Linked DNA regions of Homo sapiens: region 1 is linked to region 2. Evidence: chromatin contacts called from ENCODE Hi-C or POLR2A ChIA-PET data. All regions are on one chromosome and are shown on one strand. Each heading gives the region's core, a stretch centred on a gene start or an enhancer-like site at or near the end of the contact. The rest is flanking DNA. Distances are from core to core; before and after follow the strand shown. Region 1 overlaps ADGRE1 (adhesion G protein-coupled receptor E1). Region 2 overlaps INSR (insulin receptor).

Region 1 (4,978 bases), core at 1,288-3,787, 300 kb after region 2:
CTCTTTGTTCTCCTTAGAAATAAAACTCAAATTACTCAACATGAACTGCAAAGCCCCCAGTGACCAGACCCAACCACATCATTCAGCCTCATCATGTCAGTTTCTCTTTGCACTCCATTTCTAGCCTTCCTACCACAGGGCCTTTGCACATGCTGTTCCCTCTGCCTCTGCTTTGCCTGGCCAGCTTCCACTCATTTTTCAGATCTTGCTTTAGCATCACTTCCTCCAGGAAGCCTTCCCTGACTCCTCCACAGCTCCCTGAGCTCTTCTTTTATGGAATTCATCAAAACCGTGACTGCTTGATTGTTTCAGTGAGTTGCTCCTTCATGGCCACCTTCACCACCACACTGTGAGCTTCAAAAGGACAAGACCACAGGTGGGAGCAGGCTCCCAGGTGCTAGGAAAGAGGCTCACTTGCTGCTGTCATCCTTGTGGCAGGCAGAATAACAGACCCTTCCAAGAGGACCATGTCCTAATCCCTGGAACCTGTGAATATGTTATGGTCCATGGCGAAGGAGGAATTAAGGTTGCAGATGGAATTAAGGTTGCTAATCATGCTGATCTCAAGATGGGCATATTATCTTGGATCATCCAGGGGCAATGAATGTAACCACAAGAGTCTTTATAAGTGAAAGCTGAAACCAAGAAAAGCATTGTCAGAGTGATGTGATGTAAGAAAGAGCTGGCCAGCCACTGCTGGCTTTGAAGTTGGGGGAAGGGGACATGAGCCAAGAAACATGGTTGACCCTAGATACAGGAAAAAGTAAGAAAATAGTTCTTCCGTACAGCATCCAGAAGGAACGCAGCCCTGCCATTGCCTCTATTTTAGCCCAGTGGGACCCATTTCAGACTTCTGACCTCCAGAATGATAGGTAAGTTTTTTTTGTTTTAAGCGACCAAGTTTGTGGCAATTTGTTACAGCAGCCACAGGAAATGGGCACCATTCCCAATACCCATATGTGAAAATAAAACATGACTCAGAGAGGTTGAGTGACTTACCCAAAGACACACAACCACATCTGCTGGAGAGCAGCAGAGCCAGACCTTTCAAAATCCAAAGTACATGCAAGAGATGGAATCAACCTAAGTGTCTATCAGTGGATGAATGGGTGAGGAAGATGTCGTATATGTACTCAATAGAATATCATTCAGCCATAAGAAATAATGAAATCGGGCAGGCGTGATGGCTCACGCCTGTAATCCCAGCACACTGGGAGGCCAAGGCGGGCAGATCACCTGAGATCGGGAGTTCGAGACCAGCCTGACCAACATGAAGAAGCCCCCGTCTCTACTAAAAATAAAAAAAAATTAGCCAGGCATGGTGGTTCATGCCTGTAATCCCAACTACTCAGGAGGCTGAGGCAGGAGAATCACTTGAACTGGGGAGGCGGAGGTTGTGGTGACCCAAGATTGCGCCATTGCACTCCAGCCTGGGCAACAAGAGCAAAACTCCGTCTCAAAAAAATAAAAAATAAAAAAAGAAAGAAAGAATGAAATCCCATCCTTTGCAGAAACATGGATGGAACTGGAGGACTGGAGGACATTATGTTAAGTGAAATAAACCAGACACAGAAAGACAAATATTGCATGTTCTCGTTCCTACGTGGGAGCTAAAAATCATCATCATCATTATCTAATGGAGGTAGAGAGCAGAATGACAATTACCAGAGGCTGGAAAGGATAGTGGGGAAGGGGGATAAAGAGGGATTGACTGGTTGGTACAAAAACCACAGTTAGATGGAAGGAATGAGATCGAGTGCTCAGTAGCACAGTAGGGCAACTACCTATGAGTCAGGACATGTGACATTTGTCTTTCTGTGCCTGGTTTGTTTCACTTAATGACCTCCAGTTTCATCCATGTTGCTGCAAATTGTGGAATGTCATTCTTTTTATGGCCGAATAGCAATCCGTTGTGTATGCAGACCACATTGAGTTCAACCATTCATCTGTTGACGGACACTGAGGTGGATTCCATATCTTGACTATTGTGAATAGTGGAGTTGGGTTTTTTATCAAAGAAAGATGGGAGTCATGGGAGGATTTCGAGCAGAGTAGGGACACAACATAAGGTTTTAACATGAGCCTTCTGGCCACTGGTTGGAAGACGAACTATAGAAGATCAGAAATAAACTGACCAAGGAGGGGGTGACTGCACTTGTCCAGGTGAAAGATGTCAGTAGATACAACCCAGAGGGAATCAATGAAGGGAATGCAATTCAGGATTTTTTTAAAGCAACACTAACAAAATTTGCCGATGGATTGGATGTGAGGAGTGAAAAGAGAGGAACCAACGATAATGCCAACATCAATTAGGAGTATGGAAAAACTAAAAAGTATCATAAAAACAGAAGGAATGGATTATCGTGATTGTGACATTATTCACCCTGTTTTTGTTACACATTTGGTTTTGAGATCTACGTTCTTTGCTCCTATAATGTGCCTTGTTTATTTCCCTTCCCTGCATGAGGCCTCAGATGGTATCTCTCTTCTCATTTCCAGCTTCCTCTTTCATCTGTAGAGGCAACATTTCTCTATGCAGACTTCCGGCATTTTATCACTTGTGGTCTCTTAATGCTGTAAGTTTCCCATCATTCTCTTCCACTAGCCCTCTCCCTCACAACTGAAACCCACCAAGGTCAGAGTAACAACCCGGTCTTGTGGGACTAGGTACCTGTCCACCTCCCCATCTCATCTCCTGCCCTGTGTCATCAGTCACACTCACCTTCGCTCGGTCCTCCAAATTCTTTCCAACCTCAGGACCTTTGCACCCACCGTTCTGGCCACCAGACATGCCCTATCCCACCCTGCCCCTTTGCCTGGGTAACATCAATTCATCCATCCTTTAAGTCCACTGGAACATCACTTCCTTGAGAAAATTTTCCCAACCATCTCAATAAAGCCCTTTTGAAAAAGTCCTACAAAGGGGCCAGGCGCAGTGGCTCATGCCTGTAATCCCAGCACTTCGGAAGGCTGGGGTGAGCAGATCACCTAAGGAGTTCAAGACCAGCCTGGTTTCTAGTGAAACCCCGTCTCTACTAAAAATACAAAAAAATTAGCCAGGCGTGGTGGCGGGCGCCTGTAGTCCCAGCTACTCGGGAGGCTGAGGCAGGAGAATGGCGTGAACCTGGAAGGCGGAGCTTGCAGTGAACCGAGATCGCACCACTGCACTCCAGCCTGGGCAACAGAGCGAGAATCTATCTCAAAAAAAAAAAAAAAATGTGAAAGATGAGCTGTTAACACAATATAGACCAAGTTGCTAAGTTGCCCAAAGAAGAACCAGGAAACAGAGACACTGGGAACAGTTGTATTAGTCTGTTTTCATGCTGCTAATAAAGACATACCCGAGACTAGGTAATTTATAAGGGAACGAGGTTTAATTTGACTCACTGTTGCACATGGCTGGGGAGGCTTCACAATCATGAGGAGCAAAATTATGTCTTACTTACATGGCAGGAGGCAAGAGAGCTTGTGCGGGGATCTCCCATTTATAAAACCATCAGATCTCGTGAGACTTACTCACTACCACGAGAACAGTATGGGGGAAACCATCCCCCATGATTCAATTATCTCCAACTGGCCCCGCCCTTGACACGTGGGGATTCTTACAATTTAAGGTGAGATTTGGGTGAGGACATAGCCAAACCATATCAACAACTACGAACTGACAATGTCTTTCTTCCTTTATCCAGCAAGAGTTTATGTAGATGAGAGTATTTAACAAAACATAAAGAAGTCACTTTTTTTTTGCACATTGAGTTGTAGTTTGAGTAAATTCCATCCCTACTCTCACTACACTACCATTTATAAAGCTCATACTACATACCAGGTGGTTTCCAAAGCTACCTCTTTGAATTAAAGTTTCACAACATCCCTATTGTTATCTGTATTTCACAGCTTGGGAAACTGAAGTTCAGAGAGGTTATGTGACTTATCTGAGATCACACAGCAATTCTAAGCACAAAGGAAAGAGCCTGAAGTGAGAATCAGGAGACTTGCATGTTAACCCTTGCTCTGCCGCTAACTAGCTCCCAGCAAGCATCTGGATGAGGCTCAGCTTCCTGGGATGTTTCCCCGGGGAGAAAACTTTCTCTACCCCTTCAGGCATCTGCATTCTCTCTGGCCAACTTACCCTTTGTGTTTGGTTTCCGTGTGGGTCTTATGTGCCCTTCCCAGCTGTGCATAACACAACATCCTGTGAAGAAAGAAAAGAAAAACACCATGAACCACCAAAAAAAAAAAAAAAAAAAAAAACCTTTTGGGCTCAACCTGCAAAATTACTCCTGGCTTGGCCCCACAGAAATAGGTTTGAAGAGGCTAGATGACAAACCTAGTTAAGGAACAAACATACACTATTTTGCATAAGCTTAACAATGACCATTCCTGGTTTTCTGTACTTTGCTTTTGCTTTTCATTTTGTCTGTCTTTATCTTCTTTTTCTTTTTGATTAAATAGTTCCAGGCTAAGCACTGTGGTGCACACCTATAATCCCAGCCCTTCGGGAGGCCAAGGTGGGAGGATCACTTGAGACCAGCAGTTTGACACCGGCCTGGACAACACAGTGAGACTTTGTCTCTACAAAAAAAAAATTTTTTAAATTAGCTGGGTGGTGGTGACAACTTGTAGCCCCAGCTACTCAGGAGGCTGAGGTGGAAGGATTGCTTGAGCCCAGGAGATAGAGACTGCAGTGAGCCAAGATCATGCCACTGCGCTCCAGCCTAGGTGACCCTGTCTAAAAAAAAAAGTTCTAGCTGATTTTCAAAAACATACATTAAAGCATGCATTCTCAAAAGGGGTGATATATCCTCTAAGGACCCAAACTTGGTTCTCAGGAAGAGATCTTTTTAAGCTTACTCTTTTATGTATAAGATACATATGTATATATAGAAAATACATATATAGGTATACAGTATATCTGTAGTATTAACATTTCATGAGAGGGTAGGGCAATTCGTTTTTCTTTCCTTTTTTTTTTTTTTTT
Region 2 (4,869 bases), core at 1,213-3,712:
TGGGAGACCTGGATTCGAGTTCTGGCAGAGCTGGTTATTGGCAAAGTAGCCCCTCTATGCCTCGGTTTCTCCAATTCTAATGGTGATGATTGCTTGAATAATTGAGTTAATATGACCTCATTGATGGATTGGACCGTGTGTGCTGCAAACAGATTACACACTTTAAAGTGTATTCATGCCTGTAATCCCAACACTTTGGTAGACTGAGGCAAGAGGATCACTTGAGGCCAGGAGTTCTAAACCAGCCTGGGCAACGAGTCCCCATGTCTACAAAAAAATAGAAAAAATTAGCCAGGCATAGTGATGCACGCCTGTAGTCCCAGCTACTCGGGAGGCTGAGGTGGGAGGATGGCTTGAGCCCAGGAGTTTGAGGCTGCAGTGGGCGATGATCACACCACTGCACTCCAGCCTGAGGCGACAGAGTGAGACCCCCCCCCCAAAAAAAGTGTATTTATGGGGGTGAATGTTAAATGAGAATGTCCACTCGCTGCCTTGGTTTACTGGAACTGCAAATTCAATGGGGACACACAAGTTTTCAAATGCATGCGGAATACTGGCTGGAGGTTACCCCAAAAACGTAGCCTGTGGATTTTAAGAATGTATTTATGAGTATGGTTCTCGTTTTCTGGGTGAGTGGTGGGTGAGAATAGAGGGTGCACTGGCCCGGCGAGTTCGGAGATGCGGACCCTCCCCCCCTGCAATGTGAGGAATTTTGCTGTGTGACCCTAGTGAGCCGCTGCACCTTTCTGGACCCCTCCCGAGGGAGGCCTGGGGTCAGGGGGCCCCTCGGCAGTCCCGGGAGCTGCCACGCGGTGACCCGATCTCCTCCCGGGCACACGCCCAGCGCCGCGCGCAGCCTAAGCCACCCCGGTGGATGCTTGATGAGCCCTTGCAAGCTCGGTTTCTCCTTTTCCCTAGCTTTTTCCAAAGTTCCATCCGTGGCAGACTCGACCTGCGGGGTCTGCAGCCACGAGGGGCCCTCCCAGGGCGCCCTTTCCTCTGGCCGGGACCGCCCGGCGGCGGCCACTGCCCGAGCGCCAGTCTGGGGAGCGGAGCCCGGCGCACCCGGGGGGCGGGGCCAGCGCCCCTGCAGCACGCCCGCCCATTGGCTGAGCGCGAGGGCGGCGCTGCGGCCGCCGCAACCGCCGGGGCCGGATTCCCCGGAGCGGAGTGCGCCCCGGGCTTTGTGCTGCGCTGAGGCCTCCGGCTCGAGGGGGCGGAGCCTTGAGCGCCTAGGGCTCCCTCCCTCGCCCCCATGGGCACACACGCAGACACGGGCACACACGCAGACACACACACACGCCCATCATGGACACACACACACGCTCGCCCACCATGGACACACACACACTCCCACCATGGGGACACACACACACTCCCACCATGGGGACACACACACACACACACACACACACACACTCTCACTCTGGAACCGACCAATCCTGGGGCTGCACAGACACACACGCGCACACACTCTCTCTCGTTCTCTCTCTCTCTCTCTCGTTCTCTCTCTCTCTCGCTCTCTCTCCCACTCTGGAACCGACCAATCCTGGGGACACACACACACACACACACACACTCCCACTCTGGAACCTGCCAATCACACACACACACACACTCCCACTCTGGAACCTGCCAAACACACACACACACTCCCACTCTGGAACCTGCCAAACACACACACACACTCCCACTCTGGAACCTGCCAAACACACACACACTCCCACTCTGGAATCTGACACACACACACACACACACACCCAAACACACACACTCCCACTCTGGAACCTGACACACACACACACACACACACACACACACCCCCACTCCCACTCTGGAACCTGCCAATCCTGGGGCTGCTCTAGCGAGGAGACCCCTGGGACCCCGCCTCCTTCCGGGCCTCTGCGTGCGCAGTATATCTCCTAAGAGATCCGCAGCATGGAGAGGGCCCGCCCCCGTGGACGGACTCACTCCCTCCCCACTCACTCACTCACTCGCTTACTCACTCACTCACTCTCTCTCCGAAGAGAAGAAGCCTGCGGCTCCCGAAGCGGGAAGGCCCTCTGGTACTCTGTTCCCTTTCTAGCCTCTATATGCGCCGTATGTCTCCAAAGAGCTGCGCAGTTCTATTCCAAAGGCGTCATCGCGTGTGGGGCGGTATTGTCAGGCAAGGAAAAGGGGCGCTTCCCCGCTTCAAGGACACGCGCTCCTGCGGTCGTCGCTGCTGACCACGAAGCTGTCAAAAGTTCACCTCCTTGGCTGCCCCCAACCCCTGCCCCTTTGCCATTAAATCATTTACTAGATTCCAACTAGAGGAATTTGGCTCCGGGGACTCGAACCTCTGAGGTCAGGGTCTGGGGCCAGTGTGGGAGAGAAAGGCCTTGAATGGAAACAAAATAAATTACTTTAAGGAGTTTATAAAACTCACACTTATAGGGAGAGCCGCGGGGCCCTGTGGTCAATGTACCAGCAGGCCCATGACGCAACTGTTCCGTTTGGAAATTTCTGGAAAGCAGTAATTTTTGGAATCATAAATCTTGAGTATTTTTTTTTTAAACTTTGGAAAGGTTTTTAAACTTTTTTTTTTTAAGTTTTTTTTAAACTTCGGAAAGTTTTAAGCTTTGGAAAGAATGTAACAAAATGTTATTAACATATGTGGAGCTATCGAATCATTTAATGGTGGTTTCTGTATTTTCTGTTTTGTTTTTTATCACATACCTTCTTAATTAAGAAAAACCCAAACTAATTTGAACTTTAAAAGGGAGGCAAACAAAAAAGTGTCAGAGTGACTGGATTTTTGTGCGCAAGTCATTTAACAATGCAGCGCTGCGTCTCCTATTTCTCTGGCTTTTAACCTTGCTTTGGACAAATTGGTCGCTTTTTGTTTTGATGTCGTTTCAAGCTTACGGAAAAATTGCAAGATTATATCTAGATCAATCAATTGTTTACGTTTTATTCTACTTGTTTTATTACCTTTCTAATATATTTATGCACACACATTATATACATTTTTTTCCCCTGAACTATTTGAGAGTTAGTTGCAGGCATGATACATACTCCTTAATTCTTCAGTGGATATTTCCTAAGAACAAGAAAGTTCTGAGGCCAGGCGTGGTGGCTCATGCCTGTAATCCCAGCACTTTGGGAAGCTGAGGCGGGCGGATCACCTGAGGTCAGGAGTTCGAGACCAGCCTGACCAACTTGGAGAAGCCCCGTCTCTACTAAAAATACAAAATTAGCCAGGCGTGGTGGCACATGCCTGTAATCCCAGCTACTCGGGAGGCTGAGGCAGGAGGTTCGCTTGAACCTGGGAGGCAGAGGTTGCAGTGAGCCGAGATGGTGCCATTGCACTCCAGCCTGGGCAACAAGAGCGAAACTCCGTCTCAAACAAAAAAAAAAAAAAAAAGAAAGAAAAGAAAGAAAGTTCTCTTACATAATGATGGTACTGGTGCCGTTGTCAAAATCAGGAAATTAACATTGATACAGTATTTTAATCCAATGTCTTCTATAATCTTATCTGTTGTCTCAATATTGCCCTATATAGATTTTTTTTCCTAGGCGAAGGTTCCAATCTAGGATCACACTTTGCATTTGAATGCTGCTGTCTCTTAAGTCCGCACAATTCCTCAGTTTTCTGTGTCTTTCCCAACATTGGCTTTTATTTATTTATTTATTTATTTATTTTTATTTTTTTTTGAGGCGGAGTCTTACTCTGTCACCCAGGCTAGAGTGCAGTGGTGAGATCTTGGCTGACTGCAACCTCTGTCTCCTGGGTTCAAGTGATTCTCCTGCCTCAGCCCCCAAGTAGCCGGGATTACAGGCATGCGCCACCACACCCAGCTAATTTTTGTGTTTTTAGTAGAGAAAGGGTTTCACCATGTTGGCCAGGCTGGTCTCGAACTCCTGATCTCCAGTGATCTTCCTGCCTCAGCCTCCCAAAGTGCTGGGATTACACGTGTTAGCCACCACACCTGGCCAACATTGGCAGTTTTGAAGAGCACAGGCCAGTTATTTTATCGAATGACCTCAAGCTAGGGTTAGTAATATATGGAAAGAAAGCTACACAAATATTTTGTCTTTTTCATTGCCTCATAATGGGAAGTACGTGTTGTTGCCTTGTCCCACTATTGTGGGCAATGTTACTTGAAGTATTTTTAACTAGAATTTTTAAGAAGAAATACATTTCCCGTAAGGCTCAGTACCCAAGACATGCATATACCTGAATGAAAAGTTTCCCACAACAAGATTTACTCTTGCCATTTTCTAGTACTGTGGGATTTTTTCCTTTTCTTTTCCCCCTGCAGGAGGGGATGCTGCTGGGGGCTGAGGACAATGCTAAACCTGGATGTCTCGAGGACAGGGGATGGGGTTTTTGTGTCATCTATGTTCTGATGCTTTTTCATTTAATACGAGAACAGGTTTCCTATGATTTGGCACACTGGGACATTCGACATGTGTTTGTTGAATGAAAAAAAGAAAAAAGAGAAATGCTAACAATTTGTTGAATAGTCCATAAAAGAGCAAAGCTGGCCTGGCGCGGTGGCTCACACCTGTACCAGCACTTTAAGAGGCCAAGGCAGACGGAGGTCACGTGTTTGAGACCAGCCTGGCCAACATGGTGAAACCGCTTCTCCACTAAAAAAAAAAAAAAAAAAAAAATCAGTTGGTGTGGTGGCGTGTGCCTGTAATCCCAGCTACTCAGGAGGCTGAGGCAGGAGAATCGCTTGAACCCAGGACATGGGGGTTACAGTGAGCCAAGATTGCACCACTGCACTCCAGCCTGGGTGACAGAAAGAGATTTTGTCTCAAAAAAAAAAAAAAAAAAAAAAGCAAAGCTATTATTAAAACACACTCCACACTTCACCCCTG

What was found. A loop is a pair of places that touch in the nucleus more often than their neighbours do. ChIA-PET counts read pairs that join two places held with the same protein, here RNA polymerase II (POLR2A). Pooled maps may share reads with other maps.
Region 1: a loop to region 2 is called in a pooled map, with 2.1 times the contacts of the local background. The contact joins two enhancer-like sites. A Hi-C loop is called at or near these places in 2 of 50 pooled maps. POLR2A ChIA-PET finds 5 or more read pairs at or near these places in 2 of 52 experiments (A673 and PC-3).

Annotation. Positions count from the first base shown.
Region 1 is chr19:6,889,695-6,894,672 of GRCh38, reverse strand. It overlaps ADGRE1 (adhesion G protein-coupled receptor E1), which reads right to left. Exons shown (of 21, transcript NM_001974.5): 2 at 4,130-4,192. Among named protein-coding and RNA genes, the nearest start is that of ADGRE1, 4.6 kb to the right of the region's middle. Within about 2 kb of position 2,537, at least 4 of the 41 ENCODE cell types and tissues checked have a DNase peak (open chromatin) inside an H3K27ac peak, as active enhancers do.
Region 2 is chr19:7,194,469-7,199,337 of GRCh38, reverse strand. The region is part of intron 2 of INSR (insulin receptor); the gene reads left to right. Among named protein-coding and RNA genes, the nearest start is that of INSR, 98 kb to the left of the region's middle. RefSeq lists a silencer at 693-1,322 and enhancers at 1,154-1,990, 1,803-2,002. Within about 2 kb of position 2,462, at least 11 of the 41 ENCODE cell types and tissues checked have a DNase peak (open chromatin) inside an H3K27ac peak, as active enhancers do.